Linked DNA regions of Homo sapiens: region 1 is linked to region 2. A link is a loop called in an ENCODE intact Hi-C map of the cell type or tissue named here. Cell type or tissue: PC-3. All regions are shown on one strand. Links, peaks and the distances in the headings refer to the core of each region. The heading gives the core; the rest is flanking DNA. Region 1 overlaps LOC105377676 (a long non-coding RNA gene). Region 2 has its middle 32 kb from the start of ADAM19.

What was found. Hi-C counts contacts between places; a loop is a spot of excess contacts. Peaks named below come from ENCODE experiments on the same cell type or tissue, not always from the same donor. Only the 100,000 strongest peaks of a DNase experiment are listed, where the experiment ranks them.
Region 1: a loop joins it to region 2, with 4 times the contacts of the local background. A loop is called at or near these places in 4 of 110 quality-filtered maps.

Annotation. Positions count from the first base shown.
Region 1 is chr5:157,708,024-157,713,406 of GRCh38, reverse strand. It overlaps LOC105377676 (a long non-coding RNA gene), which reads right to left. Exons shown (of 3, transcript XR_941129.3): 3 at 2,282-2,410. Among named protein-coding and RNA genes, the nearest start is that of THG1L, 21 kb to the left of the region's middle. In PC-3, for the core only: no CTCF peak of the experiment used is centred there; a DNase peak (open chromatin) is centred at 2,346; H3K27ac peaks cover 1,777 bases.
Region 2 is chr5:157,604,717-157,610,099 of GRCh38, reverse strand. No RefSeq gene overlaps it. Among named protein-coding and RNA genes, the nearest start is that of ADAM19, 32 kb to the right of the region's middle. In PC-3, for the core only: a CTCF peak has its summit at 666; DNase peaks (open chromatin) are centred at 749, 2,129 and 2,629; H3K4me3 peaks cover 809 bases; H3K27ac peaks cover 5,000 bases.

The sequences.
Region 1 (5,383 bases), core at 101-5,100, 100 kb before region 2:
AAGGAAACAAATGTTGTGGGGATTAGTTAAGTGATTTGCCCAATGTCCCACAACCTTCCAAACTAGGATTAGAACCTAGGCCTTTTGACACCAAATCCAAGGTCCCCTCCACTCTGCCACCTTGCCTTTCCATGCCTGTCAGGAATGAAGTAGATAGCTGTTGTCTTTGCATGCCCAGCATTTCATTTTTCTGACTTTGGACCAGGGAAGCCCAACTGTCCTTTCCCCACCTTCAGGCCATGTAGTCCAGGTGGAGATAATCCCTCCTCACCTGTTGCTCCAGGGTGAGCACACGGCCAAGACACTGTCATGTCCTAGTGTGAACTGGACAAAGATCCCTCTCTCCTGTCACACACAGTCCTGCACCAGGATAAAGGCTTGGTGAATGCAGCCTTCGCTGGATTTCAGCCCCTGCTTGTCCTTTTTTACAATGAACAACCTGCACAAATATTTGTGGCCTTCCTAATGACTGAGACCTAGCCAGTAAGGTTCTGAGATGTGGATCTGACCCAAGCCAGGTCAATGAGACAGTCTGGCCCTTTGCTAGGATGACGAGGAAAGACAGGCTCTCTTCCCATTAGAATTGTTAACACTGGTGGCCATGTTGCCTTCAAAAGGGAAGAGACCACCCAAGATTTCAGTTTACAGAAAGGAAAGAAAATATGACAGAGGGAGAAAAAAACTGTGATAACATTGAGCACCACACTTGGAGCCAGTGCTACCCCTGGACTCATAAGTTCCTGGAGAGGGGGACTTTGCTTAATATTTTTCAAATCTGAATCCCTTATGCCTAGAACAGTGCCTGACACGAAGGAAGCAATCAATAAATATCTGTTGAATAATTGAGCTGATAAATTCCTTTTTTGTTTTTCTTTTTTGTATATGTAACTGGTTTGTTGGAAGTCTCAATTCATTGGGGAGTATAAATAAAAAGTAACTTTATTTTTCCCAGTAACTGTTCTCTCATGTTCTCCTTTCTTACTGGTTAGCAATTTCCTTGGAGCATGGCTAGGCACGGTGGCTCATGCCTGTAATCCCAACACTTTGGGAGGTTGAGGTGGACAAATTGCTTGAACCCAGGAGTTTGAGACTAGCCTGCACAATGTGGCGAGATCCTCTCTCTCTCCCCACCTCCAAAAAAAAAGAAAACAAACAAACAAAAAAACCCAAAAACAAAAACCCAGAATCTTGAACAGATCCCACAGCTTCCCAGGTAGAAAAATGTTCTAGTATTTGTGTTCAAGATTGGTTAGCAGGTGCGGTGGCTCATGCCTGTAATCTCAGCACTTTGGGAGGCAGAGGCAGGTGGATCACTTGAGGGAGGCCAAGAGTTCAAGACCAGCCTGGCCAACATGATGAAACACTGTCTCCACTGAAAATACAAAAGTTAGCTGGGTGTGGTGGCACATGCCTCTAATCCCAACTACTCGGGAGGCTGAGGCAGAGAATCGCTTGAACCTGGGAGGCGGAGGCTGCAGTGAGCCGAGATTGCACCACTGCACTGCAGCCTGGGCGACAGAGGGAAACTCTGTCCCCCCCAGCAAAAAAAAGAGAGAAAAGAAAAGAATCCGGCTGTGGTTTGAAACATAAACAAAGGTGAAGAAAACCTGGAGGTGGCTAGGCTACTGAGAATTTATTTTGTTATTTCAGATGCAATACCGATTAAAAGGAAGAGGTGGATAAAGAAGAAAAAAAGACAGAAGAAAAGAAAGGAAAAAGAAAGAGAAAGAAAGAAAGAGAAAGAAAAGAATAGAATAGAATTTGGTGTCCATAAAATGTTTTGAGGCCCTATATCACAAAGAACTCTAATACTTTTTAGAAAAGGCAAGGTATTAAGACATCTTGATATAATATAAAGATATTATTATTGATACAGAGACAGAATCATATTCACTGAAGTGTAAATTTCACTACATAGCTATGAGTTATAGGGCTGCATATAGAGTGGCCCATAATCATTTGGTCCTGAAAGGGTCATACGTTGGTAGAGAGATTGATGCAGGCAGATATTTCAGTTTAATTTTTTCCAGTGACTGGGCTGGCTTATCGAATAAAAGAATTTGAATTCTTCATGCCCATCTAAAAATGGAATCTGGAATGTGAATTGACTTTCTGATTTGGCTTATACTATTAGTCATTCCCATGCATTAAAAATTAACGGTAGAAGAAAATCTAATAAATAATTCATGATTTTTTTTTTGCTTGGGAAGAATTATTTCCTAATCTGAGTTCAATGATAGCTTTCATTTTAGCAATAGAAAAAAAAGTGCATGACAAATACTACTACTCATGCTTGATTTTTATTACTCATTCTGGTTACTTGAGTAACAAAAGAGGTTCCTTAAACACTCATACACAGAATTTCTCCTGTAGATATTTCAGGCATAGTTTTCTTCTGTTGCATAGTAGTCTGTGAAGAAACGTTAAATTAGGAAGAGAATTCAAAGAATTTCAAAGACTGAGCAACATCACATCACTGACATATTTACACTATTTAAGGAAACCTTTTTCTCCTTCCTTTTTTCAACCTGCTTTCTTAGGTTGAAAAAGAAATCTTTTTTATCCATGATATTTTGTTTTTGAAGATTACTGCCTGTGTACACATTTTTAGGCAAAATTTCAGCAACTCCTGGCCTATTGGATTTGACTCATTATGGATATAATCCAAAAGTTACCTTCGTTTTTAAGTTACTATATTTGTAAAGAACAATTCTGTAAATATAGAATCTCAGGATGAGTAAATGTAGTATAAATCAGAACCTAGATAGAGTAACGTTATGTATATATCTATATAAGCATAACCCACATGTCTTCACTCTCTAACTATATTTAGGCTGTATTTTACATGTCTGAAGTTGAACATCATCTTTTCCATCTACACATTCAGTTTTGGTCAGATTTATTTTAATTTTCCCGGTCAACCAGGTTTGACAATTTAGAATAATTACTGGCTGTTCTTCATTCTCCAAAAATAATGGTCAACATATTGAGTGTTTATTCAGTTCCAAATTATATGTTAAGCCTTTACATAAAATATAACCTCACAAAAATTATTTTAAGTATGCACTGTTATTCACATTTTATAACTGGGGAAACAGTCTTATAGGGATTAAGTGACTTACCCAAGGTCACATAGTGGGGGAGCCAGGATAGGAAGCCAGGAATGCAATGCAAGAGCTTATGTGCTTAACTCATTTTTCTGTTCTACCTCTCAATAACACCATCATATTGATCTATAGATTCATTTATTCATTCATCTGTTAATTGATTCATTCATTCCACAAACGCTTTTTAAAAAAATTTTACTTTCCATTGCAACAAAATTCACATTCCACACAAACGCTTCTTAAGCAATCATTTTCAAATCAGAGACTGTAGACAGTGCTAGGAATTGATTAAGACAAGGTCCTTGCTCTAACAATTGAGGTAGCAAATTACATTAACGAAAAATTAAAGCATGATATAAGTGTTTTAGGAATGTTATTTCTGTTCCTTTTTCCGTAAATTTGGATGTTTTTACCTGCAAATAACTGAAAACCTCACTAATGAAATCTTAAACACTATGGAAATTTAATATCATATAGATAAATTTAGTTTGTTAATTTCAGGACCTCTTCAGGGGCTCAGTGATGTCATTAAAAATTGGAACACTTTTAGTTCTTCTGTTTCACTATCCATAGCATATCAGAGAGATCTGTCCTCATGATCACAAAATGGCTGCTGTGGTAGCAACCAGCAAGTTCTCACATTACAGCATTTAAAACAGAAAGGAAAGAGATAAACAGAAAAGAGTGCTCTTTTTATATCTGCTCTCTCTTTTATTAGGGAAATTTTTTTTTTCACCAGAAGCATCTAACAGACTGCTCCTTATGTCTCAGTGGACAAAACTTGAGTCACATGCCCACCTCCATAGCAATTTCTGACAAAAGGGAACAGTACTTGGCACAATGCCTTCTAAACAAAATCAGAGTTCTGTTAGCAATGAAAAGTGTGGAAGGATGGCTAGCAGGTAGGCAACAATGGCCCTACCCCTCTTCCAATATGAGTGCCAAAACAGAGGTATATAGAAAGTGCTGTGAAAGCATAAAGAAATGTTATACTCTGCCTAGGATAACCAGAGATAGCATTTTAGAGAATGTGACATTTAAGCTGGGGCCTTAAAGGATAGGTAAGAGTTTATCAGGTAAAGGACAAATATCTCAGAAATCAGGGCTGAGTGGACCTTAAAAAGTGTTTAGTACAAATTCCGTTCAACACTTGCATTTCCTTCATAGTCATTTCCAAATCTGACATATTCCTTTCTATGGCCTCCAGCCAACTCAGAGCCATTTAATGCCTAGTCTCCTTGCTTTGGCCAACAGTGATTAGACATGCTTAGGAGATCCAAGATAATATAAATACAAGAACCACATTTTTGCTAGCTGATTAAATGTTCTTTTGATCAAAAGAGATAGCAAAAGACATAATAGAAACACTGTATAGGGCCTCAAATATCTTTTCCTTTTCCAGATACCTTTCTCCCTCTTCTCATCCTTCTCTTTTATTAACTATGTTATTCTCTTATTTTAAGGAATGCCAACACTGAAAAACTATAACTTACTTTGATTTTTCTGGTAGCACTGTAATAAAACTGTAGGACACCATGTGATAGAGACAAGAGCTCCACTTGCTCTTTATTCAGTATTAAAACTGTATTCATTATTGTTTTTTGTGTAACAAATTATCCCAAAAGTTGGTAGCTTAAAACAAAAATAGGCCAGGCACGGTGGCTCACACCTATAATCCCAGCACTTTGGGAGGCTGAAGGGGGTGGATTACCTGAGGTCAGGAGTTCAAGACCAGCCTGGCCAACATGGTGAAACACTGTCTCTACCAAAAATACAAAAATTAGCCAGGTGTGGTGGCACGTGCTTGTAGTCCCAGCTACTCTGGAGACTGAGGCAGGAGAATTGCTTGAACCTGGGAGGCGGAGGTTGCAGTGAGCTGAGATTGTGCCATTGCACTCCAGCTTGGGCAACAGAGTGAGACTCCATCTCAAAAAAACAAAAAATAAAAATAAAAACAAAAATAAACATTTATTGGCTGGGCACGGTAGGTAGCTCATACCTGCAATCACAGCACTTTGGGAGGCCAAGGCGGGTGGATCACCTGAGGTCAGGAGTTCAAGACCAGCCTGGCCAACATGGTGAAACCTTGTCTCTACTAGAAATACAAAAATTAGCCAGGTGTGGTGGTGCAAGCCTATAATCCCACCTACTTGGGAGGCTGAGGCAGGAGAATCACTTGAACCCAGGAGGCAGAGGTTGCAGTGAGCTGAGATTGCGCCACTGCACACCAGCCTGGGTGACAGAGTGTGAGTCTGACTCCCAATAAAATAAAATAA
Region 2 (5,383 bases), core at 112-5,111:
CATAAATATGCACAATTATTATGTATCGATTTAAAAATTGTACTTCAGGTCATACCCTCGAAATGGACCTACACTGCACATATTGTTTTGTGACCTGCTTTGCATAAATGTTCATCAATCATAATGTCTAAATATGTATTTAACTTCCGTTGTTAGTCATTCAGACAGACTGTTACCAAATTTTTGTTACTCTCAGTAATATCCAGGAGAAATCTCTGCTCACAAATGTAATTGTTTTCTTATGAAAATTTCTAGAGGGAATCTGGGTCAAAGGGCAAACACATTTTAAGGACTTTTGACACATATTGACACATTGCTTCTCAATAACACTCAAAGCACAGGACCTGCAGTGTATGAAAGATGAAAGGAGATGCCTTTTAGCAGCTTCTTCATCACGGGGTAGGGTATCATCACTTCTGCTGTTCTCTTATTCTCCTGTCTGTATGCTTTGTGTAGCAAGGTGGAATGTAGGATTCTCAAGGGTGAAACGGCATTTTTGCTGTATCCATGGTGGATGTAACTGAATGCATAACAGTGATAGTAATAACAAATTAATATTCGTGTAGAGTTTACTAAGTGGTAGGCACCAGGCATCAGCTCCTAGGGTTGACAGCTCATTTTGTAGGGGAAGCTCAGAAAGGAAGAGCAACTTACCTGATGCCACACAGGGACAGAGCTCAGCTAAGCCTGACAAGAGCCTGCCCCCTAAGGCCCTTTGCTATGCCGCCTCCATGTAAGCAGTGCAAATAAATATTTGTGCATAGGTTGAATCATTCGTTATTTTCCTCTGGTAGAACAACACGAGAAACTCAGAAGGAGGCAGCCATAAAAATGGGCTAAAAAATGCCAGCTGAGTTCTCCCGGTCAGTCCTGACTTGAATAGTCCCAAAGGATTTGAGCAATGCTAGGTTTGAGGCTATGGCCCGAGGGAGTATTTTAATGAAGGGTTTCTTATGACTGAGAACTCTAAGAAGGAAGCTTGAATTATCCCCGTATGAAAATACAGCCATCTAAGATTATCAGTGGCATTTCCTTTTTATAGTGTTTGGCACTAATAATAGCCCCAAACTCCTTAACCCAACTTTCCAGCTTTTTAAAAGAACAGTACTTAGGAGAATGTCTGAACGCTGGGACTGACGGGACTTATTCCATCTAGTGCTTTCTCCCCGAAGGAGAAGGGGAAGGGGGCTCGGGGTTGATGGCTGCCTGCCTGCGTGCTGTGAGCCTAGATTCTTAAGGAAGTGAGGTGGGGCACGTGAGTCTGGAGGAGGAGAAAGGCCATGAGGTTTTTTATGGAGAACTCAGAACCAAGTCAGCAATGATCTGTCCTGGGCTCCAGGCCCTCTCTCCATGCTCCGTGGCAGCCCTGTTCCCGTTAGGCCCGTGGTCAAATTTCTAATAGGGGATCTGAGAAGCAATTGGCCAGCCTCTCCGAGCGCGCCTGAAAGGTCTTCGCAAAGCTGAGAGCGATTTTACAAACTAATGTGTTTCTGAAGGTGCCCTGTCCTTTCTCACTTCCATGTTTCTCCCACAGCATACCTGGTAGCAGGCCCTCTTCCTGCCACGTGCTTGTGGAACAGTTCATTACGTTTCAAAGCTACTTCTGTAAAAATCATTTTTTGAGGTACAATCGACATATATTAATATATCTCCATTTTAAGTGCACATACAACTTGATAATTTTTTTTTTTTTTTTTTTGAGACAGTCTCACTCGGTCACCCAGGCTGGAGTGCAGTGGCTCAATCTCGGCTCACTGCAACCTCCGTCTCTAGGGTTCAAGAGATTCTCCTGCCCCAGCCTCCCAAGTAGCTGGGACTACAAGTGCCCACCACCGACCCAGCTAATTTTTGTATTTTTAGTGGAAACGGGGTCTCGCCATGTTGGCCAGGCTGGTCTCGAACTACTGATCTGAAGTGATCTGCCCATCTCAGCCTCCCAAAGTGCTGGGATTACAGGCATGAACCACTGCCCCCCGCCACAACTTGGTGAATGTTGACAAACGTCTGCACCTGCCCCAATCAAAATTTAGAACATTTCCATTCCCTCAGAAGTCTCCTGCCACCTCCAGCCAGTCCCCTCTCTCACCCCAGCCCCAGGCAACCACAGATCTTCCTGTCAGTATAGCTTAGTTTTGCCTTTTCCGGCAGTTTCACATACGTTGACTCATAGAGTTGTTTCTGGTTTCCTTCACTCAATATAAAGAAAGGAATCATCAATGTTGTTGCATATATTAATAGTTTTCATATTACTGGGTAATAAACTATTGTGTGGATGTACCACAATCTATCTGGAATTTGAGTTATTGCCAGTTTTCGATTGCTATGAATACAGTTGCTATGCACATTCATGCACAAATCTTTTTGTGGGCATATAGCATATAGGAAGTATGTGGCCTTTCTGGGTCATTCTCATGTCTCTAGCAGACATTGTTAGTGGGTCACAGAGCTCTCAATTTCTATCAGACATTCCTTCTCATCACAGAGGTAGTCTGGGCAGTCCCTGGCAGTGATAAGGAGTTTGTACTGAAGACAAACGTCGTTTGCCATCCCTGACCTAGCCCAACCCATACATCTGCTTTCCACAGATGGAAAACAGGGCCAGAGATGGGAAGAACCTGGCCAGTGTCACAGAGTGAATCAGTGAACTTGTGAGAAGCTAAATAAAGGGCTTAGGTGATTCATTTCTCTCAGGCTAGTAAATACCTAGGAGTTGAATTGCTGGGTCATAGGGTAAGGGATAAATAAACTGCCAAACTGTTTTCTAAAGCTGAATATTCTTCTAAGTGATATCTCACAGTGGCCTTACTTTACAATTCCGTGATAACTAATAATGTTGAACATTTTTCATGTATTTGCTGGCCATTTATATATCATCTTTTTTGAAGGGTTTGTTCAAATCTTCTTCTTCTTTTTTTTTTTTTTTTTTTGTGAGTTGCCTTCTTTCATTGAATTTTAAGAGTTCTTTATGTATGTTGGGTACAAGTCCTTTATCTAATATTTGCATTGCAAATATTTTCTTCCAGACTGTGGCCTGCCTTTTCAGTTTCTTAATAGTACCTTTCAAAGTACAGGCAATTTTTAAATTTTAATGAAGTCTAATTTATCTTTTTTTTCTCTCTCTTATGGTTTATACTTTTGTGTCCTGTCCAGGAAATCTTTGTCTACCATAAGACTGTAGTTTGTGAACATTTTCTCCTATTTTTTTTCTAGAAGTTTTATAGTTTTAGCCTTTACTTTGTCAACCTAAAATAATAAAATTTAGAAAATATGATTAAATGTAGAGTTTTTTTGAGCACAAAGCTTGAGGACAGCCACCCAGGAAGCACAAATTTGAAAGATGGAATTGTACTGTTGTGCTCTGAAGTGCAGAAGTTTGGGGTGGTTTACATAGACAAAGTTTAGGAGAAAAAATCAGAATTTTAACTTTTTTTATACAAGGCTTTTTTTTTTTTTTTTTCCTGAGACAGACTTTCATTCTGCAACCTAGGCTGGAATGCAGTGGCACCATCAGCGTTCACTACAGGCTCGACCTCCTGAGATCAGGTGATCCTCCCACCTCAGTCTGCTGAGTAGCTGGGACTGCAGGTGTGTGCCATCATACCCAGTCAATTTTTTATAGACACAGGGCTTCGCCGTGTTGCCCAGGCTGGCCTTAAACTCCTGGGCTCCAGTGATTATCCCACCTTGGTTTCCCAAAGTGCTAGGATTCCTGCTGTGAGCCACCATGCCCGGCCTTATGTAAGGCTTAATGCATAATTACAATGGTCTGATTGGTGAAGGTCATCTTTTTCTTTCAGGAAAGATATACTGAACATTCCATACTGAAGATGAAACAGTCATGAGGTCTTTTGCGCCATCTGGTTTGAGTTAGGTACAGAATAATGCAGGAGACAATCTATAACAAAGGTCAGTGATTAGAAGGGGAGGACATCTGGTCTCTGGTCTCTCCCAGTCATTTATAGCACAAGAACAATGAGAAAAGAGAGTTGATCTATAATCTAAGAAGCAGAAGTTGCAACTACATGCTAAGTGACTCAGATCACCAGTTCTCTCTCAAGGTTTAAAGTCTTTTTGGAAGCCAGGTGTGGTGGCACATACCTATAATCCCAGCATGCTGGAAAGCCAAGGTGGGCTGATTGCTTGTGCTCAGGAACTCAAGACCAGCCTGGGCAACATGGCGAAACCCTGTCTCTACAAAAAAATACAAAAATTAGCCAGGTGTGGTGGTGCGCACCTATAGTCCCAGCTACTCGGAGGCTGAGGTGGGACTTTGCCAGAAAAAAAAAGTGCTTTGGGGGTTCCAACAGCTTTTGAATGTATTTATGTTCACAACTTTTGTCTCTATTATTTATTTCAAATTAATTTTTGTGTATGATGTGAGCTAAAGGTCGAAGTTCATTTTTTTCATATGGCTGTCCAGTTCTTTCAGTACCGTTTATTGAAAAGATCATTCTGAGCAGCAACATGGTGGTTGGCAAGAACAAGTACCTTACGAAAGACAGCAAAAAGGGAGCCAAGAAGTGGCTGATCCATTTTCTTTTTTTCTTTTTTCTTTTTTTTGAGACAGTCTTGCTCTATCCCCCTGGCTGGAATACAATGGTGTGATCTCAGCTCACTGCAACCTCCGCCTCCCGAGTTCAAGCAATTCTCATGCCTCAGCCTCCTGAGTAGCTGGGATTACAGGTGCCTGCTACCATGCCTGGCTAATTTTTTTTTTTTTTTTTTTTGAGATAGCGTCTCACTCTGTTGCTCAGGCTAGAGTGCAATGGCACGATCTCGGCTCACTGCAACCTCTGCCTCCCAGGTTCAAGCAATTATCCTGCCTCTGCCTCCCAAGTAGCTGGGATTACAGGCGTGTGCCACCACACACGGCTAAGTTTTTGTATCTTTAGTAGAGACGGGGGTTTCACCATGTTGGCCAGCCTGGTCTCAAATTCCTGACCTCAGGTGATTCACCCGCCATGGCCTCCCAAAATGCTGGGATTACAGGCTTAAGTCACTGCGCCCAGTCTAATTTTTCTATTTTTAGTAGAGACGGGGTTTCACCATCTTGGCCAGGCTGGTCTTGAACTCCTGACCTCAGGTGATCCACCTGCCTCGGCCTCCCAAAGTGCTAGGATTACAGGTGTGAGCCACCACCCCTGGCTGGTTGATCCATTTTCTAAGAAAGATTGGTACGATGTGAAAGCATGCTATGTTCAGTAGAAGAAATACTGGAAAGACACTGGTCACCAGGACCCAGGGAACCAAAATTGCACCTGGTAGTCTGAAGGGTCGTGTGTTTGAAGTGAGTCTTGCTGATTTGCAGAATGATGAAGTTGCATTTAGAAAATTCAAGCTGATTACTGAAGATGTTCAAGGCAAAAACTACCTAACTTCCAAG